Regions from separate parts of the Homo sapiens genome. Here region 1 is linked to region 2. Evidence: chromatin loops called from intact Hi-C (ENCODE). Cell type or tissue: endothelial cell of umbilical vein. All regions are shown on one strand. Each heading gives the region's core, and the rest is flanking DNA. Links, peaks and the distances in the headings are about the cores only.

Evidence for each region. Hi-C counts contacts between places; a loop is a spot of excess contacts. Peaks named below come from ENCODE experiments on the same cell type or tissue, not always from the same donor. Only the 100,000 strongest peaks of a DNase experiment are listed, where the experiment ranks them.
Region 1: it touches region 2 in a loop (10-fold over the local background); 2 of 110 quality-filtered maps call a loop at or near these places.

What each region holds. Positions count from the first base shown.
Region 1 is chr15:63,850,131-63,865,954 of GRCh38, reverse strand. No RefSeq gene overlaps it. Among named protein-coding and RNA genes, the nearest start is that of MIR422A, 13 kb to the left of the region's middle. RefSeq lists an enhancer at 5,435-5,494. In endothelial cell of umbilical vein, for the core only: no CTCF peak of the experiment used is centred there; DNase peaks (open chromatin) are centred at 6,894 and 8,684; H3K27ac peaks cover 3,214 bases.
Region 2 is chr15:63,931,057-63,946,880 of GRCh38, reverse strand. DAPK2 (death associated protein kinase 2) reads left to right here. Exons shown (of 12, transcript NM_014326.5): 5 at 7,520-7,649. It overlaps LOC101928988 (a long non-coding RNA gene), which reads right to left. Exons shown (of 4, transcript NR_120344.1): 3 at 14,204-14,319; 4 at 10,928-11,340. Among named protein-coding and RNA genes, the nearest start is that of MIR422A, 68 kb to the right of the region's middle. In endothelial cell of umbilical vein, for the core only: no CTCF peak of the experiment used is centred there; DNase peaks (open chromatin) are centred at 7,010 and 9,140; H3K27ac peaks cover 2,186 bases.

The DNA.
Region 1 (15,824 bases), core at 4,294-12,293, 82 kb after region 2:
CCACTTAGGGTGAAAATTAAATTGTAAACTGTGTGTATATGTGTTAATATATACCAACAAATAAAACTTAACTTGGGCAGTAAGTTGGCACGATTCCTATAAACAACACTTTATAGGAAATAATTAAATAAGCAAATTAATATGCCCATTCATGTTTTTTAACAGATTTACTGAGCTATAATTCACATACCATACAATATACCCATTTAAGGTGTACGATTCAGCCAGGCACAGTTGCTCATGCCTGTAATCCCAGCAAATTGGGAGGCCAAGGTGGGCGGATCATTTGAGGTCAGGAGTTTGAGACCAGCCTGTCTAACGTGGTGGAGCCCGTCTCTATTAAAAAATATATATACAAAAAAAAATAGCCAGGCATGATGGCGAGGGCCTGTAATCCCAGCTACCTTGGAGGCTGAGGCAGGAGAATCTGGGAGGTGGAGGAACCTGGGAGGTGGAGGCTGCAGTGAGCCGAGATCGCGCCACTACACTCCAGCCTGGGCTGGACTTTTGAGACTCCGTCTCAAAAAAAACAAAAAAGTGTACAATTCAATGGCTTTTGGCACATTAATTTATTAATCTTAACATTGTGAGAAAATATATATAACATAAAATTTGTCATTGTAACCTTTTTTTTTTTTTTTGAGATGGAGTCTCGCTCTGTCACCCAGGCTGGAGTGCAGTGGCGCGAACTCAGCTCACTGCAAGCTCCGCCTCCCGGGTTCACGCCATTCTCCTGCCTCAGCCTCCCAAGTAGCTGGGACTACAGGCGCCTACCATCACCCCCGGCTAATTTTTTTTGTATTTTTTAGTAGAGACGGGGTTTCACATGTTAGCCAGGATGGTCTCGATCTCCTGACCTCATGATCCACCCGCCTAGGCCTCCCAAAGTGCTGGGATTACAGGCGTGAGCCACTGTGCCCGGCCCATTGTAACCATTTTTAAGTCCATAGTTAAGTTGATTATATTCACAATGTTCTTTTATTTAATCCCTGTGAAGATGCCATTTTATAGATGAGAAAACGGAGGCTAAGTTAATGAATTTACCTATAGCTACTCAACGAGGAAGCAGCCAAGTAGAGTTGCAAACTCAAAGTCAAGCTGAAGGCTGGGTGCTTCCCAGCAGGCCAGGTTACCTTCTATGAGGTGGAGAGGCTCCTGGCAGATCAACCATCCAGAGTAGCTGGAAGGCGGGCTTGTTGTTGCCTAAAGGAGCCAGGGGAAACCGCACAGCATGCTTTGGCCCCTCATGGCTCCTCACTGACCCTCCTAAGTCGACTTTGAACCACAGTGACATGTACTCTCCTTTGTGCCCTGACACCTGTTCTCCCTAGAGGGCACAGATGGGCTACCTCCTCCTCCTCCTCCTGGCCAAACTTTTTGAAAGAAGGACCCACAACTCTCTCTGATTCCTCATTCCTTGTTATTCCTCAGTCCACTGAGATCCAATCCCATCATTCCTTTGATACTACCTGCCCCCATCGGCGTCACTGAGTGGCCTGGTGAGCAAATCTAATGGATCCCTCTCTCGGGGCTGTACTGGCTTTCCTAGTGGCTCAATGGCACCCCACTCTCCTGGTTCTCCCAATTCTCATCACCCCTCTGCTTCCCTCACTCCTCCCTTCCCTAAAGGGAGGGCATAGAAGGCCAAGGGAGCCCTAAGCTAGGCCACCATCTGTTTCCTCAGAGTCTGGTCTGTCTTTGGACTGCACTTGCTTGCCTGGTCAGTCTCCCATCTCCCTTAAATTCAGAACCATCCATGTGTGGCCACTACCAAATTTCTACCTCCTGCCAGGCCAGACCTCTCATCTGAGCTCCAGCCACAAGTCCTGCCTGGCCAGCCTCCCTGGTCATCCCACAGGCACCTCAAGCGAACCATGTCTAATGGACCTCAGCACCCCTCCCCTTCCAAACCAGCTTCTCTTTCCATGTCCCTATCTCAGTGACACACACCATCATCTACCCAGTCATAAGAAGCAGAAACCTGGGAGTCACTCTCTGGAATGTGAACTCACGGGGCAGGGATTTTTTTCTTACTTGTTTAAAGCCTATATTCCAAGCACGTGGAACTGGCTTAGGAGGTGCCTAATAAGTATTTGTTGAATGAAAATCTTTTTTTTTTTTTAAATAGAGATGGCGTCTCACTATGTTGCCCAGGCTGGTCTTGAACTCCCGGCCTCAACTGATCCTCCCACCTCAGCCTCCCAATGTGCTGGGATTACAGGCATGAGCAACCACACCTGGCATTGAATGAATTCTTGCCTTCTCCCACATACCAAAACCATCTCCAAGACCTGTCCATTTTGCCCTTTAAACATTCTCTTTCCTGGCATGGTGATGCATACTTGTAGTCCCAGCTACTCCAGAGGCTGAGGCAAGAGGATTACTTAATCCCAGGAGTTCAAGGCCAGCCTATAGAACATAGCGAGACCCATCTTATAAAAAGAATAAAATGAAAACATTCTCTCACATACTTCTACATCCTCCAACAACGTTGCTGCTCCCCTAGCCTAAGTCCCCCTCATCTCTTGCTAGGACGAGTGCAACAAAGTCCTCACTGGTCTTTCTGCTTTTGCTCTCCCATTCCCTGGGGCACCAGCTGGCGGATGCTTTCTACAACCCCAGCATGACGTTCCCCTCACCTGCTTAAAACCCTGCAAAGAGTCCCTGTTGATATCAGGATAAACTTTTTTGGCATTGAGGGGGTTAGAGAATAGTTTTGAATAAATGTTTTTCTACTCTCTGCAGCAGACTGAGGACCAGAGCCCTTGGCACGCCCAGCCCCAAACATTTTTTCCTGAGGGTTGGGGGGTATCGAAGAGCCCTCTAACATCAGAGATTCTCCCAAGGGGAGTGGTGTTGAGCTCTCTAACATTGGGGAGCTCTGCCAGCTCCTTGCCAAGATGCTGGCCTAGCTTAGGACTCCCTTGGCCTTCTATGCCTTCCCTTTCCCTTTGCTCCTCCCATTCACTGTAGAGTCCATTCAGGGTGCATGACCTGGGTGTTGCTACCAGCAGAGGTGAGAGAAAGAGAAAAATGGGAGAAAGACAGAGCTGCCAGGGAGACTCAGCCCCCTTCTCTCCTGGGATCCTTCTTTCTCACCATCCTGAGTCTGCACCCTGATCTACCTGTGGCCACCACTGAGGGTCTCCTAGGGGCTTGGCAGATGGGGACACTAGGCTGCCAGCAAGGGGCAGAGGCCTTTGTCAGAGTAAGCAGGAGAGAGAGACAGAGAGAGAGAGAGAGAGAGACCTAGTGTCCTTTCTTCCCTGAAGTAAAAGACTCCTGGCTTCACATGCCTTCCTGGCCTTGGGCCTTGGTAACTTAGAGCCTGAGGGTGAGCCTGGAGTGATGGGGACTAGAGGCACAGGGGTTTCCTGGGGGTAGGACATAGAGGGAATCAGCCTGCAGGGAGGTCAAAATGCTTTGAACTCGGGCTGCAGGAACCTTTGAGAAGTGCTCAGAACTCAGATTCTAAGGACACCCTAGCGAAGTGACTGAACTGAGGCTGTGGGACCTTTCTGGGAAATGTGCGAAATTTAGGCTGCAGGGGCTCACTGAATTCAGGCAGGGGGTTCTTAGGAAATGTACTGACTCTAACTGTGAGGCTGTCTGGGGAGGCTGATAAACTCAGGTCCAACAGGACATTCTTGAGGACTGCATTGAACTCAAGTTGTAGGGGCTTCTTGGAGAGACCCATGAACTGAGTTTATGGACCCTTTTTGGGGAGGTCACTGAACTTTCACTGCATGCCTGGAACTTTGCTTGCAGACTCAAAGTCCATGTGGCTGTCCTCTGCTACACAAACTCAGAGGTACAAGACATACAGACAGACATGGACTGCAGTTACCCAAGGATCATTCACAGTCTCTCCTCTCTCCTTGCTACACACACACATACACACACACACACATACACACACCCTGTCTCTTCAGTCCCCTCTCCTGGTTCTTCCATAATTTCCTAACCTCTGAACACAGGAATGTTCAGAGTTCAGTCCACAAACCTCCCCATTTGTTTATACTCACTTTTTTTTTTTTTTTTTGAGATAGGGTCTTGCTCTGCCACCCAGGCTAGAGCGCAGTGGCCCAATCTCGGCTCCCTGCAATCTCTGCCTCCCAGGTTCAAGCGATTCTCATGCCTCAGCCTCCCAAGTAGCTGGGACTACAGGCACATACCACCATGCCCAGTTAATTTTTGTATTTTTAGTAGAGACTGGGTTTAACCATGTTGCCCAGGCTGGTCTTGAACTCTTGACCTCAAGCGATCCCAGCAATGTCTATCTGGGCACTCTTCACTCCTTTACCCAGCTTTGTATTTTCTCTGTAGCTCTTATCACAGTCTGATATACTGTAGATTTATTTGTTATTTGTTCATTGTCCGTCTCTTCCCACTTAAATATAAACTCCATTAAGGCAAAGACTTTGTCTTGTTCACTGCTGTATCCCTCCAATTACAACAGTGCTTGAAAAATAGCAGTGCTCAATAGATATTTGTCGAATGAATGAATGAATGCTGGGAACCAAGTGAATATTTGTTGAATTGAGGGGTACTGGACCCCACTTTTTGTTTTTCTTTGAGACAGTCTCACTCTGTGCCCAGGCTGGAGTGCAGTGGTGCAATCTTGGCTCACTGCAACCTCTGCCTCCCAGGTTCAAGCAATTCTCCTGCCTCAGCCTCCCAAGCAGCTGGGACTATAGGCACAAGCCACTAATTTTTGTATTTTTAGTAGAGACAGGGTTTTACCATGTTGGCCAGGCTGGTCTCAAACTCTTGACCCCAGGTGATCCACCTGTCTCAGCCTCCCAGAGTGCTGGGTTCACAGGCATAAGCCACTGCACCTGGCCTGGACCCTACTCTTGATCTTTGTGGATCACACAGACCTGTATCTTCCTTTTCAGAGATTCTTTAAAAAAAAGAGAGAGAGAGATTTTTTCTAAATCAGTTACCAAGGCTGTTAAATGGGAAAATGAATAGCTAGTCTAAAGGAGGAAATTTAGCACTTGTAGAACAGCAAGGGGGTGCTTGAAGCATGACAGCTGAAGGTAACATATATAGGTAATGTAATACAGGTAACATAGCCTACATGAGTAATGTCTAGTCTGAAAACGAATACTACTTTGAGTATTTAAAACAGAAAGATGTTAATAGACATCACACAAGCAATGGAAGAATCAAGAAAGCACTGGAGAGTATGACACAACTCAGATCAGCAGCAGCAGGAAACCATTTCTACTCCTAGGCCAGAGAGTGAGGAGGAAGGTTTTCAGGGCACAGGGACCAGGGACATCAACAGATACTTTCTTGTAATTCTGACAGCTGCTATAAGGAGAGGAGTCTGGGGCATCTGGCCGCGTTTCCAAATCTGCTCGGCCCTTTTCTTCCAAGGATGATCTGGTTCTGCTCTTTGATCCAGGGCACTGCTTTAAAGAGCCTGTTTGTTTGTGGCAGGCACCAGACTAGTATTGTCACTGGTTCATGGACTCTGAAAGCACCTAGAAGATCCACTGTTCCTGTGGCAGTGGATGATGGCAGCTGGTACACCCTGGGTGCAGCTGGTGTCTTTGATTTAGTACAAGCACCTTTCAAAGATTTCATTACACTTGAAAGCCTCACCTCCGGAAGGCAGTGGGTGGGGGAGCAGCTGTTCAGCCTCTGTAGAGATAGGACCAATGGGTGCATTTCTGAGGAAGTAGACTTCAACTAAGGAAGAAGTTTTTAACACAGCTGCCAGCAATGGCCTTGGCTCTCTTGTGAAGAAGTGAGCTTTCTGCTCCAGAAGGTATTCTAGCAGTCTGTCAAAAATCTTGCAGTGAGGAAAGCCTACAGTGGCCTACAAAAGCCTGCTAAATGCCTTCTCCATTGCTTCTAACTTTGCCCAACTCTGAATTCTGTGGGTGAACAACTAGCTCCTTTCATTCTGGCCCTCTATTCTTTCTTTTTTCTTTTTCTTTTCTTTTTTTTTTTTTTTTTTTTGAGACGTATCACTGGTGTCGCCCAGGCTAGAGTGCAGTGGGGCCATCTTAGCTCACTGCAACCTCTACTTCCTGGGTTCAAGTGATTCTCCTGCCTCAGCCTCCTGAGTAGCTGGGATTACAGGCATGCACCATGACACCTGGCTAGTTCTTTTGGTATTTTTAGTAGAGACAGGGTTTCACCATGTTGGCCAGGCTGGTCTCGAACTCCTGACCTCAAGTGATCTGCCCGCCTCAGCCTCCCAAAGTGTTGAGATTACAGGCATGAGCTACCATGCCCAGCCTGGCCCTCTATTCTTGACACATCCTTCTGCAGACCAACCCCATGTCTGCAAGTTTCATAACCCCAGTGAGAGAGCATCTGAGGGCAGGGTAGGCATGTGCCACTCAGTAGGCCTTCCCTCCTGTCTCACTTCTCACTCCCATGGCCAACTCATAGCCTGGCTTTTGGTTGAGGAAACTGGCACTTGGTGAGTATAGTAGATCGAATAACAGCCCCTCAAAGATGTCCACATCTTAATTCCTGAACCTATGTTAATTTACATGGCAAAAAGAGGTCTTGCAGATGTGATTAAATTAGAAATCATGGGATGGGGAGATGATCCCAGATTAGCCAGGTGAGCCCAATGCAATCACTAGAGTCCTTATAAAAGAAAGGCAGGGCAGAGAAGAAGACAGAAGCAGGGGTTGGAGTGATGTTCTTTGTAAAAATGGAGGAAGCAGCCATGAGCCAAAGAATGCAGATGACATCAGAAGCTGGAAAAGGCAAGGGAATGGATCTCCCCTAGGGCCTCCAGAAAGAATGCAGCCCTGCTAACACCTTGCTTTTAGCCCCATAAGACCCATTTTTTTTTCAGGCTTCTGACCTCCAGAACTGCAAGATAATAAACTTGTATTGTTTTAAGCTACTACATTCGTCATAATTCATTTTCAAAACAGGAAACTAATATAGAGGACTTACGATCCATTCCCATGACAACCAACACAACAGCCTGGTAGCTGACCAAATAAAAAGGCCAGGCATGGTGGCTCACACGTGTAATCTCAGCACTCTGGGAGGCCCAGGAGGGTGGGTCACTTGAGGTCAGGAGTTCAAGACCAGCCTGGCCAACATGGTGAAACCCCATCTCTACTAAAAATACAAAATCAACCGGGCATGGTGGCAGGCATCTGTAGTCCCAGCTACTCAGGAGGCTGAGGCACGAGAATCACCTGAACCCATGAGGCAGAGGTTGCGGTGAGTCAAGATTGTACCACTGCACTCCAGCCTGGGCAACAGAGCAAGACTCTGTCTCAAAAAAACAAACAAAAAACATTTTCCATAGGAAGGAAGCAAACATGGTAGTTAAAAGCATGGGTCTTGCAGGCAAACAGACCTGATTCAAATCCAAGCTCTGCTAGGTTGCGTGATAGCTCAGAGCTTCATTGTCTCATCTGTAAAATGGGAGTGTTACGGCCACCTTGCCCAAGGTGGTTGTGAAGATGAAATAAAATAATGCAGTTAAAGCACTCAGCATAGGTCCTAGAACACAGGAAAGTCTCAGTAAATAGTAGTGGTAGCTATTATTACTCCTACCACCATCTCCATCATTGCTACTACTGTTACTACCAATACTACTGCAGTTGCTGCTGCTACTGCTACTATTACTGCTGCAGCTATTGCTAATATTACTATTGCTATTTACCACAACAATATCTATGCCTGGGGCCAGACACAGTGAATCACTCCTGTAATCTCAGAACTTTGGGAGGCTGAGGCAGGAGGATCGCTTGAGCACAAGAATTGGAGACCCACCTAGGCAACACAGCAAGACCCCATCTCTACAAAAAAATAAAAATGAAAAAATTAGTCAGGCATAGTAGCACATATCTGTAGTCCTAGCTACTTGAGAAGCTGAGGTGGGAGGATTGCTTGAGCCCAGGAGTTTGAGGTTGCTGTGAGCTATGATTGTGCCACTGCACTCCAGCCTGGGCGACAGAGGGAGACCCTGTCTCTAAACAAAACAAATCTATGCCTGAAGAGCAGGGGCGATGTCACAAAAAGGATGAATAGAGACGGCAGCAACAATAAGGGAGGATGTGCTTAGAAGGGGTCAAAGTCTGGAGGTCACAACTTCACACTGCTAGTTGGGATTGAATTTTGAGTCTGAAGCCTGGTCTGAGGGCTCTTGAGGCTGAGGAGGTTAACATCTGCATCCACCCACTCAACATTTCTGCTGGAGTGTCTGTGTCTGGGGTGCAGCCTCCTGGCTAAGAGACCCTGGCTCAGGATCACCAACCAAGGCCTTCCATCTGTGCTTCCGTCTGGCCCAGTGCCCTTAGGCCAGGCCTGGAATTATGGGATGCTGTGGAAATGCAGACACATGACATAGCCCAGAATTCAAGGTGCTGACCTTTTGATCTTAGAGACAAACCAGGATCCTGAACCCAGTTACACATACATGTCCTCATTGTATTTCCCAGTTGAGAAGGCGAATCAGACAGCAAAAGAATGTGTGGACAAGATACAAACGCCTCTTCATTATTTCTGTGTTTCTTTTCCAAGGCCTCACTGTTGTTTAGGGGCCTACCCTGCTGCTTTTCTTTGAATGTACAGAAAGGCACCAGGTTGCTTTTCCCTAAGACTCTGGGTTTTGATGAGTAACACACTAAGACAATATGCTGCAGATATTTTTAGCAGCAACACCACCTAATATGTTGTTAAGAATTCTCCTCTGGAGTCAGATAGCATCTGGCCTCACATCCTGGTTTTGCTACTTGTTAGCTGTGTGGCCTTGGGCAAATTCCTTAACTTTTCTGAGGCTCAATTTCCTCATTTTAAAATGGTTTTATAGCAGATACCTTCTAGAGTTCTTGTAAGGAGAAATGAGATGATCCATATAATCATACCGAGCACAATGCCTGTACTTTAACCATTACTCAGTAGATGTGGGTCATTGCTGTTAGCGCTATCGTGATGTTACCATTTTCAGAGCATAGCTTTAACTTAGGACCAGAGGCAGCCACAAGTCTAGATGCTAATGTGGCTTTACCTCTCTGTGTTGTCATAGTGGCCTGAGGCTGCATGCTTGGCAAGGTCTGGGAAGTTAGGACCCTTTCCCTTTCAGAGTTCAGGAGGGTGAGCAGCTTAAGGATCCACCAGGTGGGTTCAGCTGGGCACAGTTCTACAAACAAGGAAGACATGTTGACATGTTCCAGGTGTGCTCCACAGCTGTTGTGGCAGGGATTGGTGCTGTTTATTATACGAAACCATAAAAGAGGCCAGGCACAGTGGCTCATGCCTGTAATCCCAGCATTTTGGGAGGCCAAGGCAGGCAGATCACCTGAGGTCAGGAGTTCAAAACCAGCCTGGCCGACATGGTGAAACCCCATCTCTACTAAAAATACAAAAATTAGCCAGATGTAGTGGCAGGCACCTGTAATTTCAGCTACTCAGGAGGCTGAGACAGGAGAATCACTTGAACCCGGGAGGCGGAGGTTGCAGGGAGCTGAGATTGCACCATTGCACTCCAGCCTGAGCAACAAGAGCAAAACTGTCTCAAAAAATAAATAAATAAATAAATAAAATTAAAAGAAATAAAAGAGGCCAGGTGTGATGGTTCACACCTGTAATCCCAGCACTTTGGGAGGCCAAGGTGGGCGGATCACAAAGTCAGGAGTTCGAGACCAGCCTGGCCAACATGGTGAAACCCCATCTCTACTAAAAAACACAAAAATGGCTAGGCCTGGTGGTTCGCATCTGTAATCCCAGCTACCTGGGGAGGCTGAGGAAGAAGAATCGCTTGAACCCAGGAGGTGGATGTTGCAGTGAGCTGAGATCATGCCACTATACTCCAGCCTGGGCGACAGAGTGAGACTCTGTCTCAAAATTAAAAAAATAAATTAATAAATCAAAATCACTGCTGGAAAGTTGGTTTCTAACTTTACATATCTTTGGATGAAATGTTGACTTAGTTGACTGGCTAATTCAGTTCTGAGTGATGAAAACATACCTGAGAAATCATGACACTTCAGGTTTACCGTAAATGTCATAACTTGGGACAAGATGCCTGAGTACATACAGGATATAGAGAATGAGTCAAAAGACATTTGGCAAGGGCTTTGAATTCACTCCCCTGGAGTGACAACAACTGATGGGGGGTAGTGAATTAGGCATTCTCCTTTATCACAGGTGGGAGTGAAATCACTGCAATCTTTGGGGATGTAATTTGGCTGTTCACATCAAACTGTTTATTTCTTTAGGCTTGGTAATCCCACCTCTGATAATCTATTCTAAAGAAATAATCCACATATTTAGAAAGAGCTGTATGCATATATTTGTTCATTGGCTCGTTATGTATAAGAGTGAAAAGATGGAAACCTACATGTCAACCTAAAGGTCTAACAACATGGAGTTGGTTAAATAAGTGACAACATATCCACTCAGTGGCATATTATGCAGCCATTGCTAATGAGTATCATAAAGGCATAGGAAATGGTGGGTGGTATTTATCAAGTGAAAAAGTTAAATACAAAATGGTATAATTGTAACTGTGTGAACAACTGTAAACAGAAAAAAGATTGGAAAGACTCAAGAAAGATATCATTAGTGATTGTGTTTAGGGTGATGGAGAAATTGCGAGTAACGTTTTTGTACATGTTCCAAGTCTTAAATTTTGTAGTTATATAACTTGTGTGGGAGGCAGAATGATGACCTTTGAAAGACCGCCTTGTCTTAATCCCTGGCCCCTGTGAATATGTTACCTTGCATGGCAAAGAGGGCTTTGCAGATATGATTAAGTTAAGGATTTTCAGATGGGGAGAGTATTCTGGATTCTCCAGTGGGCTGAGCAGAATCACAAAGGTCCTTATAAAAGGCAGGTTAGAGTCAGGGTGAGAGAGCGGTTTGAAAATGCTGTGCTCCTGGCTTTGAAGATGGAGGAACAGGCTATGAGCCAAGAAATGGAGGCAACTTTTAGAAACTGAAAAGGAAACAGTGTCCCCTAGATCCTCCAGAAGGAACACAGCTCAGCCAACACCTTGACTTTAGTCCATATAGACCTATTTCAAACTTCTGACTTCCCAGAAATGTAAGATAAAAAATGTTTGTTGTTTTAAGCCATTAAGTTTGTTATGACAGGGTATCGTGATTCTCCAGGCCTGTGTCACATACCCACTCCTGCAGTCAGGGACTAGGAGGAATAGTGCCACACAGCCAGAAAGAGGGCAATTCCTTAAAGGCATGCAAAAGCAGAAGCTATCCTCAATCCATTTTTATTTTATTTAACATTTATTATGTTTTAATTGAACAAAAGTCATATGTATTTACAAACACAATTTTGTAAAAATAATTTCAACTATTTTATTTTATTTTTTGAGACGGAGTCTTGCTCTGTCACCCAGGCTGGAGTGCAGTGGCGCAATCTTGGCTCATTGCAACCTCCGCCTCCCAAGTAGCTGGGATTACAGGTGCACGCCACCACGCCCAGCTAATTTTTGTATTTTTAGCAGAGATGGGATTTTGCCATGTTGGCCAGACTGGTCTCGAACTCCTAACCTCAAGTGATCCGCCCACCTTGGCCTCCTAAAGTGCTGGGATTACAGGCATAAGCCACCGTGCCCGGCCCACAACTTTTATTTTAGATTCACAGGGTACATGTGCAGATTTGTTACATGGGTATATTGCATGATGCTGAGATTAGGCATATGAATGATCTCATCACCCAGGTAGCCAGCATAGTACCCAACAGGCAGTTTTTCAGTCCTCATTCCTCCCCCTTTTCCCCCCTCTAGTAGCCCCAGTGTCTATGTTCCCATTTTTATGTCTGTATGTACCCAATGTTTAGCTCCCACTTATAAGTGAGAACATGTGATATTTGGTTTTCTGTTCCTGCATTAATTACTTTAGGATAATGGCCTCCAGCCTCATCCACGTTGCTGCAAAGGACATGATTTCATTCTTTTTATGGCTGTGTAGTATTCCATGGTGTATATGTACCACATTTTCTTTCCTTTTTGGAGACAGGGTCTTGCTGTGTTACCCAGGTTGGACTGTTGTGGCCTGATTACAGCTCACTGCAGTCTCAAACTCCTGGGCTCAAGGGGTTCTTTGGCCTTGGCCTCTCAAGTAGCTGGGACTACAGGTGTGTGCCACCACACCTGGCTAATTAATTTTTTTTTTTTTTTTTTTAGAGACAGTGTCTCATCACCTTGCCCAGGCTGGTCTTGGACTCCTGAGCTCAAGCAATCCTCCCACCTCAACCTCCCCAAAGCCTAGAGTACAGGCATGAACCACTGCACCTGCTGGCACATTTTCTTTGTCCAGTCCACTGTTGGTGGGCACCTAGGCTGATTCCATATCTCTGCTATTGTGAATTGTGCTGCAATGAACATATGAGTGCATGTATATTTTCTGTAGAACAATCTGGATATTAGTCCTTTGTTGGATGCATAATTTGCAAATATTTTCTCTATTTTTGCAAATATTTTGTCAGTTTTTGTTTTTGTTGCTATTGCTTTTAAGGACTTAGCCATAAATTATTTGCCCAGGCTGATGTCCAGAATGGCATTTCCTAGGTTTTCTTCTAGGACTTTTATAGTTTGAGATCTTACATTTAAATATTTAATCCGTCTTCATTTAATTTTTGTATACAGTGAAACGCAGGGATCCAGCTTTATTTTTCTGCATATGGCTAGCCAGTTATCACAGCATCATTTATCAAATAGGGAATCCCTTTCCCATTGCTTATTTTTGTCAACTTTGTCAAAGATCAGATGCTGTCAGTGTATGGCTTTATTTCTGGGTTCTCTATTCTGTTTGGCCTATGTGTCTGTTTTTCTACCAGTATCATGCTGTTTTGATTATTGTAGTTTATAGTTTGAAGTTAGGTAATGTGATGCCTTTGGCTTTGTTCTTTTTGCTTAGGATTGCTTTGGCTATTCAGGCTCTTTTTTTGGTTCCATATGAATTTTAGAAGAGTTTTTCCTAATTCTGTGAAAAATGACATTGGTAGTTTGATAGGAATAACGTTGAATTTGTAGATTGCTTTAGGCAGTATGGCCATTTTAATGATATTAACTCTTCCGGTCCATGAGTATGGAATGTTTTTCCATTTGTTTGTGTCATCTTTGATTTCTTTCAGAACTGTTTTGTAGTTCTCCTTGTAGAGATCTTTCACCTCCTTGGTTAGATGTATTCCTAGGTACTTTTTGTTTTTAATGCTCTTGTAAATGGCATTGCATTCTTGATGTGGCTCTCAGCATGAATGTTATTGACGTATAAAAATGATAAGATTTTTGTACATCAATTTTGTATCCTGTAACTTTACTGAAGTTGTTTATCAGATCTAGGAGCCTTTTGGCAGAGTCTTTAAGGTTTTCTAGGTACAGTATGACGTCAGCAAAGAGAGGTCATTTGTCTTCTTTTTTATTTGGATGCCATTTATTTCTTTTTTGCCTGATTGCTCTGACTAGGACTTCCAGTATTATTTTGAATAGGAGTGATGATATTGGGCATCCTTGTCTTGTTCTTGTTTTTATTTTTTAATTTATTTTTATTTTTTTATTTTTTGAGATGGAGTTTCTCTCTTGTCACCCAGGCTGGAGTGCAATGGCGCAATCTCGGCTCACTGCAACCTCCACCTCCCAGGTTCAAGTGATTATCCTACCTCAGCCTCCTGAGTAACTGGGATTACAGGCATGTGCCACCATGCCCTGGTAATTTTGTATTTTTAGTAGAGACGGGGTTTCACCACGTTGGTTAGGTTGGTCTCGAACTCCTGACCTCAGATGATCTGCCCTCCTCAGCCTCCCAAAGTGCTGAGATTACAGGCGTGAGCCACAGTGCCCGGCCATTTTTTTTTTTTTTTTTTTTTTTTTAATGAGACAGAGTCTTGCTTTATTGCCCAGGCTGGGGTATGGTAGGCTCACTGCAACCTCTGCCTCCAGGATGCAAGAGATTCTAATGTCTCAGCCTCCCGAGTAGCTAGGATTACGGGCATGTGTGAACACACCTGACTAATTGTTAGTAGTAGGGACGGGGTTTTGCCATGTTGGCCAGGCTAGTCTCAAACCCCTGGCCTTAAGTGATCTGGCCGCCTCAGCCTCCCAAAGTGCTGGGATTACAGGCATGAGCCACAGCACCTGGCCTTGTTTCTGTTTTCAAAAGGGGTGCTTCTAGCTTTTGTCTATTCATGATGTTGGCTGTGGGTTTGTCATAGATATGTTGAGGCACAACATGATGTTTTGAAATATATATACATTTTGATATGGCTAAATCAAATTAATTAACATATGCATACCTAATCTATCCATATTTTATATCATGATTAATTTGCATATTACTCCATAGTCTTCATAATTACCATTTTAATGGATTTAGGATTACATCATACCATAGCTTGACTAACCCTTGTGTAATATTGTTGGCTACTTAGATTGCTTTTAAAATTCTTCTGTTATAAATAATGCTGTAATGAACATCTTTGTGCATATAGTTTTCTCTATAAGTTAGATTATTTCTGTCAGATAGATTTCCAGAAGAGGGGTCACTGAACTAAAGGTGAGAACAATGATTTATTTTGGCAAATTGTTTTCCAGAAGGGCTTTATTAATGCACAGAGAGTGGTGCAGCTGCCGAAGCAAAGGTGGAATTGTGCTGTCAGGCTTTGCAAACTGAGGTGGGTTGAAGACATATAGATTGGTGTGTCCTGAGGCCATGAGTAAAGCAACAAACAGGAAACATGTTTATCCTGCAAACTGACTTGTAGTTAGGTAATGTATACCTTTTTCATCTTTCAGATTGGTAAAACTTGAAAGACTGATAGATAACATACAATGCTCGTAAGACTGAGAAAACAGATGCCACATCTTACTGGCTATCAAATACAGAAAAAAAAAAGGTTATTCTGGAGGGCTCTATCTCATTCTGTTGTCAAAGGACCAAACTTGAGTTTAATCCAGTCCTTGGATATAGCTGCAGATTGTAGGAAATATGGGGGACAGAAAAACTCGTTGAACTGCACCAAGTAAAACAGATGCCAGGTGATAGAAATGGAAATTACTACAACCTTGTGGGAAAATAATCTGGCTATATGAATTAAAATTTAAAATACACATGATCTTTGACTTGGGAATCCCATTTTTGTGAATTTCACCTACAAAAAGAAGGTATCAGGTCTGTTTCTTGTTGGTGTCAGTTCCTCTCTCTTTATAGCTTACAGCTCCCAGCATGGGTTGAGGCTATCATTTGTCTTTGGCCTTATCTCTAGGGGATGCCATATTCTTTGTCTTAAACAACTAAGCATTTGATATGGAGTGTGGCAGAGGCAGCTGTCTCCAGTAGCCATTTTACCTTTCTTCCTTTTAGGAAGAGCCACAGAGCCTATGATCATCCCGTTAGAGGCCATGAAACCCAGCCTCCCTTACAGCTAGACATAGCCACGTGAATAAGTTCTGGCCAACAGGACTTGAGGGCAAGGGATATCTGCAACCTCTGGGGGTGAAACAATCAGATTTATCCATCTGGAAATTTTGGCCTTGAGAAATACTAGTGAATATCCACTGTCTCTTGAACTGAAAGACAGAATTGAGAGCTACAGGATGGCTATTTTCTGCCAGGGGAAAAGAGAAACGAGAAGAAATGTTTTGCAGAGAAAGGAGAATAGAGCGCATGCAAAACAGAAGAGTAGAGGCTGGGATCCCATAAGGTCCCAGAGTGCTCAGAGCAGCTATTCCAGTCCTGTCCTTGGGTCCTTATTTTATTTTATTTTTTTTTGAGACAGAATTTCTGTTGCTCAGGCTGGAAGGTAATGACACAATCATAGCTCACTGCAGCCTTGACCTCCTGGGCTCAAGCAATCTTCCCACTCCAGC
Region 2 (15,824 bases), core at 3,136-11,135:
CTGCCTGAATAATCTGGGGCTGTGCTTGACATGGCTGGTGAAGATTGGTAGGCAGCTTCCTTGTCCCCACAGCACAGCCCTGGCTGGGCCTCTGCTTTGCTGAGCAGAGCAGCCTCACTCAGCAGCAGGCAGGCCACACGGGCATCTGGAGAGGGCACTGGGCTGGAGGTCCTTGCTCAGTGACCTTGGTAGTTTCTTGATGTCTCTGGGCTGCTCTGACATGAAGGGACTAAATGATCTCTGAGGTCCCTTGCAGCCCCAACATTGTGAGCTCCCAGGGATGACTGTTCATGCTGCATCCCAGAAAAGAATGAGCAAACATAGCCACTGTTGTCTGAAATCTCATTGGGTGCTGCTCCTTACATAAACCATCTCTCTCAATCACAGAACAACCCCGTGGCTCAGTAGGTTTTGCCCCCATTTTATAGATGGGAAACTGAGCCTCTAAGAGCTCCAGTGTCTGTCCAGTTTTCATACTGTGAACAGCAGAGCTGGGATTTGAACCCAGACTTGCCTTTGTCTTTTGTACTTTATGACATAGCCCCCCAAGGGTGTCTTCATCCTGCTCAGACTTCAGGACACGCTGTGCTGGGCCCACAGGCCATGGGTGCCCCACCGGACAACCACCTTCTGGTCGGCACCACAGCAGGCACCTCTGGCCAGATCCCCCAGGACACAAAGGAGCACGTTGGCCTCTCCCATGGGTGCCTCCCTGGCGGGATGAGCTGGGTGGGTTTGTTTTGACAAGGGTATTTCTGCCTCCTGGTGGCAGGCAGGCCCTGGGCTGGGCAGTGGCGGCACCTGTGGGAATGTGACCCCTCCCTCCAGCCGTGCTTTGGAGGTGATGTCAGGTATGTGGGTGAAGTATTTGGTTGAAGTAAATAAAGCTGGAGGAGAATGACAGGAGTGGGGAGTATGGATAGAATCGGACTGCCCCAGAGGGCACTCTGGCTTGGACCCAGCAGTGTGTGGTTGCAGCAGCCTGTTCTTCCTGACCTGGGGCCAGGAGACCTGCGCCTTTACACGTCCTGCCTTAGAGCCCAAAGCAGTAGGAATTTTCACAGCCAGCTTGGGAGGTTGTGCCATCTCGAAACTGCAGAGCCCAGAGCTTGAAGGGGCTTTGGATGCCATCCACTGCCTGACTTACAGTTGGGGGGCTGAGGCCCAGAGAAAGGACGTGGCCTGCTTAAGCTCACATGGCCTTGGGTGGTGGAGCTGGACCTGCAGTTTTCCAATCTGCAGGCCTGGGCTCTTTTGCACCACCCTGCTCTATTTGGGGAGGGTGGAAGCAGAGAAGCTTAGACCAAATTCCTGGGGAACTGCCACTCTGCTGACCCTTAGCTTCCTTTTGGACCCTCCCTTAGTGCCGTTCCTTCCTGCTCCATCCGCATCACAGCCCTATAGGAGGAATGCACTCTGGAGCCCCTAGTGGTGGTGCGGGGCCTGGCAGAAAAGGAGGAGCCTCTGGCCCTGGATTCTTTCAATTCATTTCCTCAAATATTAATGGAACATGCAGGATGCAAGACGCCACAGGGGATACCAGGAATCCTAAAACCAATTTGAATTTTCTCAGGGAAAAGGCTGCCACCCAGGAAAGTGGCATCACCTGTGAGAGACAGCCTACAGCTTAGGACTGCCAGCAGGCCAGCGTCATCAACACGGAGGGGTTAGAGCACAGGGTTGGGGGAAGCTCAGGGAGAAGTAAGGGAGTTAGCTGGGTGGTCAGGGTGGCTCATGTCTGTAATCCCAACTACTCAGGAGGCTGAGCGGGGAGGATCACTTGAGCTCAGGAGTTTAAATCCAGTCTGGGCAACATCTCATCTCTTTTTTTAGAAAAAGATTCTCTCTAAGTAAGGGAGTAAGGGGAGGCAGGGTTGAGGGGGAAGAGGCTCTGAAAATGAAGAGGAGTAGGACAGGCATTCCAAGCCAGAGCAAAGGATGGAGTTGAGATGTCGTTGTGGAGTGGTAGTGCCCACCCTGCGGGGATATAGAGCAGGTACAGGCAAGGGATGGGTGGTGAGGCTGGAAAGAGAGCATGGGGCAGTCAGTGCCTTGACTACTTCAAATATCAGGTGGGGCATTTGGACTTTCTCCGGTGGCCAGTGGGACCACTGAAGATATTTAACCAGATTCAGTGATGTGTTGGGGAGAAAGGGATTGGACTGCCAGGGAAGCCCCCACCCCACTGCTCCCCACTGATTGTGACATTACAAGCTGTTGCACCTTGGCAAATCATTTAGCCCTGTGTGAGCCCCGTTTTCTTATCTGTGAAATGGAGTTTATAACAGTACCTATCACTCAGCGTGGCTGCAAGGATCACATAGAACACTAGCATCAAATTTGGCTTAGTAAACATGCTGTAAATGTTAGTCCCTACCCTCTGTCCTGGCTGTCATCAGGCTAATAGTGGAGCTTGGGACAGCAAGAAGGAAGCCTGTCTGAAAGCAGGTAGAGCTTCAGGTTTAGGGGCCCAAATCCCCTGGCCAGCCTATAGGTACCTTGGTGGCCTAGGAAGGAAGCAGAAACATGGCTGGATAGCAGGGAGCCATGGCCTCTGTTTACTCCCAATCAGGGCAGGTCTGAGTCTATGGGTATGTCTGGTCCAAATGGCCCAATAAGTGAATGGTGAAGGTAGGGACGAGAACCTGGGTCCTGACGACCCAACAGAGCATTCCTACTGCCCCACGGCCACCTTCCAGCCTGAAACCCCCAGGCTTCATCCTTTTATCCAGACCCAGCTTGGGTGTTCGCCCTGCCAGGACCTCCGTTTTCTCATCTGACTTGAGGACCTCCTGCTCAGGAGCTCCTGAGGCCAGGGATGGGTTCTGGGGCTACTCACTTGCATGGAAGCATCACCAGAAGAAAAGGCACCCTGGGGTAGGACACAGGTGCCAGAGGAGGAAAACAGCTGTGTCTGAGCCAGGCACGAGGTTGCCCCAGGTTGCCAGGCCAGAGTGGCATTGCTGCTTCTCTCTGGGATAGATTTTTTTTGTTTTGTTTTTTTTGAGACAGAGTCCCTCTCTGTCACCCAGACTGGAGTACAGTGGTACGATCTCAGCTCACTGCAGCCTCTGCTTCCCGGGTTCAAGCAATTCTCCTGCCTCAGCCTCCTGAGTAGTGGCAACTACAGGCGTGTGCCACCACGCCCAGCTAATTTTTGTATTTTTTTTAGTAGAGTCGGGGTTTCACCATGTTGACCAGGCTGGTCTTGAACTCCTGACCTCAAGTGATCCACCTACTTCAGCCTCCCAAAGTGCTGGGAATACAGGCATGAGCCACTGCGCCCGGCCTCCTGGGCTAGATTAATAAGACCCCTGAGAAGCAAGGAAGGGGAATCATTTAGTCTAGCGGTTAGGAGCACAAACTTTGGGGCCTGAGAGATAAAGGTTAAAGTTCCTAATGAGGGATAATACAAACTAATGTTATAGTCTCGGTTTCTTTTCTTTTTTCTTTTTGACAGGGTCTCACTCTGTTGCCAAGTCTGGAGTATAGTGGCACAATCATAACTTATTGCAGCCTCAACCTCCTGGGCTCAGGTGATCCTCCCACCTCAGCCTCCTGAGTAGCTGGGACTACAAGTGTGTGCCACCATGCTGGGCTAATTTTTAAAAATTTTTTTTGTAGAGACAGGGTTTCTCCAAGTTGCCCTGGCTGGTCTTGAACTCCTGGGCTTAAGCAATCCTCCTGCCTCTGCCACCCAAAGTTCTGGGGTTACAGGCATGAGCCACCACACCTGGCTAGTCTTGGTTTCTTCTTTTTTTTTTTTTGCAAAAGGAATGATAACACCCACCATGTGAGGTAGTTGAGAGTTCAATGAAGTGTAAAGTATGTCGCATGTTTGCTTAGCACTGGGTCCTGTATATTGCAGGGGCTTAATCAGTGGCACCTGTCTTCACTTGGGGCACATATATTGAGCAGCTGCTGGATATCAGGCTCTATCCCAACCTCTGGGGAGATGACAGGAACAAAACCCTTGGGCAACCCAGTAGAGGGAGACAAGCAGACAAGCTCATCAGAGTAAGAAGCACTGTGTTCGGGTATTACAGGGTACTTTGGGAACTGGGGAGGGTGGTAGGCAGGGAGAGAGCAGAGAAGGCCTTCTGGAGGAGGTACTACCTTTGCTGAAATGTGAATAGGAACTAGCCAGGTTTGGGGTTGGGGTAGTGCAGGGAGAGTGTTCCAGGCAGGAGAGAAGTCACCTGCTGTGTGTTAGGTGCTTGGGGTGGGGCTGAGGACAGATGAGACTCGGGCGGGGGAAACATGGCCCTGCCCTGGGGTTCTTTTTTTTGTTTGTTTTTTTATTTTTGTTTTTTTTGTTGTTGTTTTTTTGAGATGGAGTCTCACTTTGTCGCCCAGGCTGGAGTGTAGCAGTGTGTTCTCGGCTCACTGCAGCCTCCACCTCCCCGGTTCAAGTGATTCTCCCATCTCAGCCCCCTGAGTAGCTAGGATTATAGGTGCATGCCACCACGCCCAGCTAATTTTTATATTTGTAGTAGAGATGGGGTTTCACCATGTTGGCCAGGCTGGTCTCGAACGCCTGACCTCAGGTGATACCCCCTGCCTTGGCCTCCCAAAGTGCTAGGATTACATGTGTGAGCCACTGTGCCCGGCCTGCCCTGAGGTTCTTATAGACCAGTGAAGAAACCATCTCTCCTGGACTGTGTGCCACAGAGGTGAGCCTGTGTGAGGAAGGAGACTCCCATCTTATTTCAGCCTCAATTCTTCCCCTCCACCACCTCATCCCTACTGCTCCATAGTCCTGGGGATCACCAGGTCTGGCTCCCACCCCCATTCAGCGTGTGGTGTGAGATGGTGTCCTGGGCTCTCAGCTATGGTGGTCGGGAGGGCTGGGCCATGGCCCTTCAGCCCCAGGGAGATGTCTCACTGTCTTTTCCCTGGAGGAGAGGAGAAGTTCCTAAGAGGGTGAAACTGCCTGCCTGGGAGGTAGTTGGCAGTTGGGAGGTTGCAGCTGACTGCATGGGGTGCCAGGACACTTGGGTCCATGGGCAGCCCCCAGTGGGCTGGTCAGGGGTGCTAGAGTGGGGCCACTTTCCTGGATCCTCTCCAGGTCATAAGCTGACTTCACCCACCCTCATGCTCCTTTCTGTACAGCCTTAGGGAAATTTGCGGTGCCTTGGGGAGACTTGGACACATTTTCAAAACAGTGTTGAGAGTAATCTCCAGAGGGGAAGAAGAATAAAAAAGCAAAAAAAATGCAAAAGGAAATGTGTTATTTATTTTTTTTAAAAAAAGGAAAAAAAGCCAAGGAAGGCCTCAGTCAGCTCCCTTGAGTGGAAGTTTCCAGCTGGAAGGTCACAGAGACCATAGGCAGCCAGGGGGACCTGGGAGAAGGCATCTGTCCAGATTCACTATCAGTTCAGCTAACAGCTAGGGTCACCCTCAGCATGCCAGCTGCTGTGCTCTGCATTGCAGGGGCAAAGATGCAAAGATCTGAGTCCTCCTTCCGGCTGAGGACAGCTCTGGTAGGGGAGCTATGATAAAAACAGCAAAGGGCCGCTGGACAAGAGAAAGCATGCCAAATGTCATCACAGAAAGGTTCAAATAAGCCTGGTGGGGCCTGGAGCGGGGTGGGGCTCACTCCTGGGGGTGGTGGAGGGTGCTCAGGGTTGCTGAGGAAAGTCTGCAAGAACACAGTGGGTTGAGTTAGACTTTGAAGCCCAGCTAGGATTTCAATGGACAGAGACTGAACAGAAGGCTTTCCAGGCAGAGCAGATGGTGTGAACAAAGGTGCAAGCTGTGGAAACCCTTCAGTGCTTTAAGAAACAGGGATGTTTGATTTTCTTAAATATTTATTTATTTAATAGCTTTATGGAGATATAATTCACATACTATATAATTTATTCACTTAATGTGTACCGTTTACAAAGTTATATAACCAACACCACCATAGTTTATAGAAAATAGAAAAGAAACCTTGTACTCCCCATCTCTCCATTCCCCCAATCCTAGGGGACTACTAATCTACTTTCTGTCTCTGTGGATTTGCCTATGCTGGGTATTTTGTATCAATGGAATATTTTTTGTCTTTTATGACTGGTTCTTTCCCTTAGCATAAATGTTTTCAAGGTTCCTTGCTGCTGTAGCAGGTATCAGTACTTCATTCCTTTTTATATTTCATTTTATTTATTTATTTATTTATTTATTAATTGAGACAGAGACTCACTCTGTTGCCCAGGCTGGAGTGCAGTGGCACGATCTTGGTTCACTGCAACCTCCACCTCCTGGGTTCAAGTGATTCTCCTGCCTCAGCCTCCCGAGCAGCTGGGACTACAGGCGTGCGCCACCACACCCACCTAACTTTTGTATTTTTAGTAGAGACAGGGGTTTTGCCATGTTGGCCGGGCTGGTCTCAAACTCCTGACCTCAAGTAATCCACCCACCTCGACCTCCCAAAGTGCTGGGATTACAGGCATGAGCCACCGCGCCCAGCAGTACTTCATTCCTTTTTATTTTTTTCTTTGGCTTCATTCCTTTTTATGGCCAAATCGAATTCACATGTGGATACTAGATGTGCTATGGGTGTTCACATCTTGTTTATCCATTCATTCACTGTTTCCCCTTCAGGGATATTGGGAATATGCTGCTGTGAACATTTGTATACATATTTTGTGTGGATGTGTGTTTTCAGGACATTTCCTTTAGAGTGGAGTGAAGGAAAGTTGTGTGGAGTGGGAGAAAGTGGGTGAGGCAGAGGGGACCGTAGTCTGAGTGGTTGGGTGGGAGTGAGAAGGGAGAGCTCAGGATTCCATTGCAGCCTCACTGGGAGTCTGGGGTGTGTGAGGGCCAGGCCCATGGGTGTGTGAGGGGCTGTCCCCTACCCTGCACCCACCTGCATTGTTGTGTCAGACCTGGCAGCTGCTTGCTGGGCTGGAAATAGCCTGAGCAGCTGGTATTTTCCCTGGAAATCGGGTGCATTTTTCCTGTGTCCTGCTGAGGACCAAAATTAGTTAAACGCAGAGAGAAGTGTGGGCTACACAGTGAGTCTAGAGGAGGGGAATGTTGTCAACAGGAAGTTGGCTGGCCAGGGGAAAGAGGCGGTCAGGAAGACCAAGGTCAGTAAGCCAAGTATAAACAGAGGCTAAGCTGGGATGTCCCCGTCCCTTTCACACCCACACAGCAGTGCTGGGTTTGTTTACAGGAAATGCTGCAAGTATCTCATTGGCCCCATTTGACAGATAGGAAAACAGAGGCACTGCATTAAAGGGATCTGCCACTCAGAGACAGAATGGAGATGAAGGCTGGAGTCTTCAGTTCTGCTGTGAGCAGAAGGTTTGGTAAAACCCAGGCCTTGCCCTCAATGCTTTACCTGTCTTTGGGTTCACAGAGAAGACTGAGGACCAAAAACAAGGAAGAGTTTATGCTGTTTCAGTCTCCTAAAAAGAACACCAAGTCCCACCCCAAACCCCAAAGCCAAAACACGAACCAACCAGCCTTTAATTACCGTCTTTTTTTTTCTTTTCTTCCTTCCTTTTTTTTTTTTCTACTTTTTGTTGTCCAGCCAGAAAACATTATGTTGTTAGACAAGAATATTCCCATTCCACACATCAAGCTGATTGACTTTGGTCTGGCTCACGAAATAGAAGATGGAGTTGAATTTAAGAATATTTTTGGGACGCCGGAATTTGTTGGTGAGTTGTAGGCCTGTTTGTCTTTCAGCTAAGAATCTGGCATCAAAGGTAGGGATCCTGGGAAGAAACCTGTGTCTGGGGCTATGGCCTCTGAGCAAAGAGATGATGCATTGGGACATCTCTAGAAACCTAATGGGTGGGGAAGGAAATGTCTTATTGGGCCTGGGGATGAGGGCCCAGGTGTAGGCTTTGAGTGCTCAGTGAGGCAAGGGCTGAGTGGGGCCCAGTGGCTCTCAGTGGGGCTACAGCCTGTAAGGTTAAACCCTTGTAGCGCTGGCCCCACCTCGTGCTCTTAGATGAGTTTATTCTTGTGAAGACTTAAAATTACCTCGCCCTCTTGAATTCCCATAAACTCAACCTTCTCTGAACTAGCTTTTGATTTCCTGAAAAGGAAAAAGGAAATCATCTGCCAAATACCACATCCACCCACTCGCCTCTCCTCTATGCCTGGCTTTATTCATGCATGGGGGTGCCCAGCTCCAGTGGGGCCCTGGCTGCTTCCTCTTCCCTCTGTTTCTGTCACCCTTGGCCCAGGCCCCTGCCCATTCTGTACCCCAGAAGCCTCCTTATAGGGCTTGGGCCGGAGATTGGGGTCATGAAGAAATAGCCTGTAGAGGGGGAAGGAATGAGCGCTGAGAACCACCATCTGTTTATCTGCTTTGGGAGTTGGAGTGGTCTTGGAGATAGGGAGGGCATGATGTCCTCAAAATCTGGGTGCTAAAACTTCTGACCACAGTCAAATAAAAAAGAAAGAATGTGTCAGACCAACCACCTGGTGGATTTTCAGGCTCTGCAGCCACCGTAGAATGCTGCTCAGAGACCCCACAGATCCCAGGGCAGGAAGCCCTTGCTGTGTGCCAGGCACTATGTCTCATGCTCTACAAACATTGTCTTAATTATCCCCAAATGGCTTCATGAAGCAGAGTTAATTATTTTCTCCAACAGGTGCCTTGTTCAAGGCAACCCAACCAGTAGGCAGTGGAGCTGAGATTCAAATACAGATACAGCCAACAGCAAAGCCTGTGCTCTTCCCATTATGCCAGGTTGTCTCTCTAACAAACCCTGCCCTCAAAGAGCTTACAATTTAGTTGTAGAAACAAGGCATCAAACCATCAAAAAAGAGTGCCAGAAGGATCTTTTTAGATTTTCTGGTCCAGTTTAACACACGTGGAGATGGCAGGCTGGGGGATTTTAGTTAAGGTAAACTCAGGTTATTTGTCACCTACTGTATGACAGATATTAGGTGATGTATGGGGGACACAGCGATGTTAAGGAGCCATACTCAGAATGACACACCCAAGGTCACAAGTTGGTGGCAGAGCCAACTTAAACCTGGGGCACAGACATCTAGACTTGAGCTTTGTCTGAAAGAGCAGTTGCTACCCACCATTCACATATGTGGTAAAAATGCATGTCTATTAAGTTTATTATAATTGTTAAATAACAATAAACAACTAGAAACTGAGAGCAATAAGGAAGAGGTATCACAAGACAGGATGTGATTAAGTGTAAAGCAAGTAAAATAGATGTTCTGAAAAGACTGTTCATATGAGATACCCACTCTGGCAAAGTCAATGGGATCAGTCATGGCCTTGAGTGAGTGAGAGGAAAAGGGCTGGTGTTGGAGTGGGAGAGGTCTCTGAAGAGGGGTGGGGAGGGAGCCAGAGGAGGGGAGGAACACCTCCCAGGTTCACTGATACCCTACCAGGGAAGTAAGGCCAGAGTAAGGCATTTATCAGGGACAAGTCACTGTCCACTCCAAATGGAGCCCAGAGTTCACACTAGACTGTTAGTGTGAGTGGGTTATTGATGGATGAGGCTATACAATGGAGAGTTTTGCCCAGTGGTATGCTGATAAATATCCAATAACCAGGTCTCAAAAAAAAATTCCCTAATTTATAGCATTGGCCAATTTCAAGGTACTGGCATGTTGTCACTCAACACAGAGTTGGAAAGACATATACCTCATTGGCTTTTGTGAGCCAGTATGGTTTTGTTTGCACTGGTTTTGTTTTACCTTAAAATATATAAGATGACTTCTCCAACCTCTTGGCTAAATTGTGATGACTTTCTTTCCCAAGACCCCTGAGAAACAGGTTATAACCATTTTCCCCTGCTCCCACCATTCCTTTGATATTCTAACCTCAGACCCAGGGTTAAAAAATTAGTGTCAGCTTTTAGTACTAGGGTGGATTAGGTGTTCTGAAAAGCCCTCCTCCTACAAAATTGGATTTTTTTTTTTTTTTTTTTTTGAGACAGGGTCTCACTCTGTCACCCAGGCTGGAGTGCAGTGATGCAATCATACCTCACTGCAGATTCAATGTCCTGGGCTCAAGTAATCCTCCCACCTCAGCCTCCTGAGTAGCTTGGTCTACAGGCATGCACCATTATGCCTGGCAATTTTTTAAAAATTTTTTTGAGGTGGGGTCTCACTATATTGCCCAGGCTGATCTCAAACTCCCGGATTCAAGTGATCCTCCCACCTCAGCCTCCCAAAGTGCTGGGTGACAGGCGTGAACCACCATGCCCGGCTTACAAAACTGGATTCTTGAGAAAAATTTTCTTTTTCATGAAATTCTGGTCTCACAGGAAATAAGAGAAATCTTTATTTTTATTTATTTATTGAGACAGAGTCTCACTCTGTCACCCATGGAGTGCAGTGGTGTGATCTCAGCTCACTGCAACCTCCGCCTCCTGGGTTCAAGTGATTCTTGTGCCTCAGCCTCCCTAGTAGCTGGGATTACAGGCACCCACCACCACGTCTGGCTAATTTTTGTATTTTTAGTAGAGACAGGGTTTCACCATGTTGGCCAGGCAGGTCTCGAACTCCTGACCTCAAGTGATCCCCCTGCCTTGGCCTCCCAAAGTGCTGGGATTACCGACGTGAGCCAGCGAGCCACCGCTCCTGGCCAGAGAAATCTTTAAACATAGTAACTCCTTCAGCACCACCTGTCCCACCCCCAAAAGCTGATGAGTTGAACCTAGAGCTAGAGCAGTGAGCAGCAAGAAAATTCAACAGAAGGAACTCCACTAGAGGCAAGTGCACTTGTCGCCACTTCAGTTAGAGACTAGCAAAATTTAGATGTTCAAGGACATAAGATACTGAAATTATCAGATGTTGACTGTAACATCTGATGGATGGAATATATACACTAGTGGAATATAAATATTAAAGTACATTTTATATACATAGAAATAAAAGGTAGACTCACAAGAATGAGCAAGCAACAAGAGGTGTCAAAAATGACCAGATGAATTTTAAAAAGAACAGGATGATAGAACTTTAAAGAATTTAATTGTTGAAATGTAAAACTCTGTGAATGGGTTAAACAGCAGATTGTATACAGCTAAGGAGAGAGTTGAAGAATTGAAAGAGCTGAAACAAATTAGCTAGAGCACCATAGAGTGACAAAGACATAGAAATATGAAAGAGAGGATAAGCAAAAGAGGATAAAAAGAAAACTTATCATAGATCTCTTTGGAATTCTAAAAGGAGGAAATAGATACAAAAAGAAAAAAAGGAGAAGCACTATTTGAAGAGAATGGCTGAGAATTTTCAGAACTGCATCCATGCATCCACAGACACAGAAAGGACAATATATACCAGGCAGAAAAAAACAAAAATCTTACCTAGACACATTATAGTGAAACTGAAGGGTACCAAGACAAAGCAGTCAGGGAAGACAAATACCTGCAAAAGAACAATAATTAGATCTACAGCATATTTCTCAAAACAACAATGGAAGCCAGTATCCAGTGGAATATTATCTTCAAAGAGCTGAGGAAAAATAAAAAGTAAACCCATAATTGTGTGCCCAGAAAAAATATATCTCAAGAATGAGGCCGGGCATGGTGGCTCATGCCTGTAATCCCAGGACTTTGGGAGGCCGAGGTGGGTGGATCACTTGAGGTCAGGAGCTCGAGACCAGCCTGACCAACATGGTGAAACCCTGTCTCTACTAAAAATACAAAAATTAGCCAGGCATGGTGGCGCACGCTTGTAATCCCAGCAACTTGGGAGGCTAAGGCGGGAGGATCACTTCAACCCAGGAGGCAGAGGTTGTCGTGAACTGAGATCTCGCCATTGCACTCTAGCCTAGACGACAGAGTGAGACCGTGTATCAGGAAAAAAAAAAAAAAAAGAAGGCAAAGATTTAAGAAAAACAAATAAGAACAATTAAAAAAAAACCCCAAAACATTGATATAGAGTTTGCCACCAATACACCATCATTAGCAGAACTTCTAAAAGATGTACTTCTGAATTAAAGAAATGAACTCTGAAGGGAGGCCTCAAAGCAAGAAGTAATAGAAGCAAAGAAATCAGTAAATATTAAGCAAATATAAACATTTTTCTGCCTAAAATTGTGATGATGGCTGGGCGTAGTGACTCACGCCTGTAATCCCAGCTTTTTTGGGAGGCCAAGACGGTTAGATCACTTGAGGCCAGGAGTTTGAGACCAACCTGGGCAACATGGTGAAACCCCACCTCTACTAAAAATACAAAAAATTAGCCAGGCATTGTGGCTCACACTTGTAGTCCCAGTTACACTGGAAGCTGAGGCAGAAGAATTGCTTGAACCTGGGAGGCGGAGGTTGCACAGAGCTGAGATAACACCACTGTACTCCAGCCTGGGCAACAGTGAGAGTCTGTCTCAAAACACAAAACAAAACAATAGGCTGGGTGCCATGGCTCACACCTGTAATCTCAGCACTTTGGGAGGCCAAGGTGGGCGGATCACCTGAGGTCAGGAGTTCAAGACCAGCCTGGCCAACGTGGTGAAACCCCATCTCTACTAAAAATACAAAAATTAGCTGGGTGTGGTGGTGGGTGCCTGTAATCCCGGCTACTTGGGAGGCTGAGGCAGGAGAATCACTTGAACCCAGGAGGCAGAGGTTGCAGTGAGCCAAGATGGCACCATTGCACTCCAGCCTGGGTGACGAGCAAGACTCAGTCTCAAAAAAAAAAAAAAAAAAAAAAAAAACTAGGATAAAACTAGAACATGAAGAAAATGTTAGATGCAGCAGTGTTTAAAATTAATGTTCTGAGGTTTTTAGGTTGTTCGAGGAGCATCAAAATGTTGATTTATATTAGAATTTGTTAGATATCCACAGTTATGTCTCAAAGATAGCTGTTAAAAAAAAGAAGTTGGGGAAAAACAATAAAACCAAAAGTCTTCATTTTTTAAAGAAGGCAAGAAAGGAAAAGAAAAGCACAGAAAAAAAGACAAATAAAAGCATGTTGATGACAGAAATAAAAGTGTATGTATCTCAGATCAATGGCATGAGAAAGTGAGTTCTGCTTCTCAATCTATGATGAAAGCTTTAAAAAAAAAATTCAGCTGGAAGTGGTGGCTCAAGCCTGTAATCCCAGCACTTTGGGAGGCTGAGGCCGGAGGCTTGAGCCTAGAAATTGAAGACCAGCCTGGGCAACGCAGTGAGACCTCATCTCTACAAAAAAATTTAAAAATTACCTGGTATAGTGGCACATGCCTGTGGTCCCAGCTACTTGGGAGGCTGAGGTGAGAGGATCGCTTAACCCTAGGGGGTTGAGTCAGCAGTGAGCTGTGATCATGCCACTGCACTCCAGCCTGGGTGACTAAGCAAGACCCTGTCTCAAAAAAAAAAAAAAAAAAAATCAATCTGTCCTGAACTGCTACTTCAGTAAGATACAATAAAAAATAAATTCTTAGGCCAGGCGCTGTGGCTCACGCCTGTAATCCCAGCACTTTGGGAGGCTGAGAGGCGTGGATCACCTGAGGTCAGGAGTTTGAGACCAGCCTGGCCAACATGGTGAAACCCCGTCTCTACTAAAAATATAAAATTAGCTTGTTGTGGTGGCGTGCACCTGTAATCCCAGCTACTTGGGAGGCTGAGGCAGGAGAATCACTTGAACCCAGGAGGTGGAGGTTGCGATGAGCCGAGATCACATCATTGCACTCCAGCCTGGGCAAAAAGAGTGAAACTCTGTCTCAAAAAAATAAAAATAAAAACAAATAAATTATTAGAAAAATGACCACAGTTTGGATGTCACAACAGTGTCACATTGCTATCAGAGTCTCTAAATGCATAGTCCAAATTTCTGTGCCTATCTTGTTGGACCAGTGACAGTCTGTGGACTATTCGTCTGCAGACCACACTTTGAATTATCACTGACCTAAAGAAAGTCTTTCATGTGCACATTAGGAAACACATGCAAAAAAAAAGTTCATAGCAATGTCGTTTCAATAATTGTTTAAAATGGGAGCCATTTAAATGAACTCTGAGAGGAGAATGACTAAAAAATGATACACATTCACACGATGGATTACCGTATAGCAGTGAAAATGTAAAAAGCATGGATGAACAATCAGTGAACACTAGAAGCATAAATGTTCAGTGAAAAAATAAAGTGACTATAAATCACATGCAGTATGACAGCATTTTTATAAAGCTAAAACAGCAGCAAAACCAGGAGCGTAGTTCCCTGAGTCTTAAAGTAGCAGGATGCAAGAGGACAGGAGGGCAGACACAGGCTGTGGATGCAATGGTTTTGATATTGTTTTAGATAAACTCACACTTTCCCACTCTCCACCTTTTCCATTCGCAGTTGAATGGGCTCAGTCCTTCCTCCTTCTCAAGCTACTGTCCTCTTTTTTGCCTCCATGATCTCCAAGCTTTTAAAAAGTGTCATCTAAAAAAAATAAATAAATAAATAAAATAAAGTGTCATCTATACTCTTACCTCTACTTCTTTGTAGCTTCTTTTTTTTTTTTTTTTTTTTTTTTTGAGACGGAGTTTTGTTCTTGTTGCCCAGGCTGGAGTGCGATGGCACAATTTCAGCTCAACTGCAACCTCCATCTCCTGGGTTCAAGCAGTTCTCCTGCCTCAGCCTCCTGAGTAGCTGGGATTACAGGCATGTGCTACCACGCCCGGCTAATTTTGTACTTTTAGTTGAGACAGGGTTTCTCCATGTTGGTCAGGCTGATCTCAAACTCCCAACCTCAGGTGATCTGCCCACCTTGGCCTCCCAAAGTGCTGGGATTACAGGCGTAAGCCACTGTGCCCAGCCTTTTTTTTTTTTTTTTTTAAACAGGGTCTCACTCTGTCACCCAGGCTGGCGTGCAGTGGCATGATCTCAGCTCACTGCAACCTCCACCTCCCAGGTTCAAGCAATTCTCATGCCTCAGCCTCCCAAGTAGCTGGGGTTAAAAGCACCCGCCACCATACCCAGCTAATTTTTTTTTATTTTTAGTAGAGATGGGATTTCGCTATGTTGGCCAAGCTGGTCTCGAACTCTTGACATCAAGTGATCCACCTACCTTGGCCTCCCAAAGTGCTGGGATTACAGGTTTGAGCCACCACGCCCATCCTATACCTTCTTGACACTCTGGGCACTGCGGGGCTGTGAAATTCAACACTCACTTTCCAGGGATTATCTGCTTGATCTCTGGGGAGCATTTGATCTTCTTCTCTCCTTGGCAGAGCCATCTCTCCTAGTCTCTGCACCCTCTCCTGCTCATCACATCGTTGGCTCAGCTCCTGCTCCTTCCTGTACATGGATGGCTCCAAACGTGATGGCTCTGGACCACTCCCCTGGAGCCTGCCCCTGGACATCTTCCCCTGGCTGCCCCTCAGGCACCTCAAGCTCATTGTCTCAGGGACCCCCAGGAATGTCCTCCTGCTCCTCAGGTGGGAGGTACCCTCTTTCAGACCAGACTCAGGAAAATGGAGTTCTTCTCTGCCTTCTTCTTCATCACTTTCCAGCACTGACATGACTGGTCTTTACCAGAGAGTTCTAAAGCAGGCCACATAGCCGAGGCCCCATTTCTCCTTCCTGTACCTTCCTCTCCCTGCCCTTCTCTTCCTTTTTCAGGTGTTCGGTGTACTTTTCCTCTTCCTATCAAGGCCTGTTTGTAAAAGGTTTCTACCAGGATAACAGACAACTCTTTTCTTAGTCCTTTTGGGCTGCTTTAATGAAATACCTTAAAGTGGGTCATTTATAAACAACAGAAATTTATTGCTTACAGTTTTGAAGGATAGGAAGTCCAAGGTCAAGGTGCCAGCAAATTTGGACTCTGGTGAGAGCTCACCCTGTTTCATAGATGGTGCCTTCTTGCTAAGTTGTCAAATGACCAAAGGGGCAAACAAGTTCTCTCAGGCCTCTTTTTCTATTTCTTTCTCTTTTTTTTAAGATGG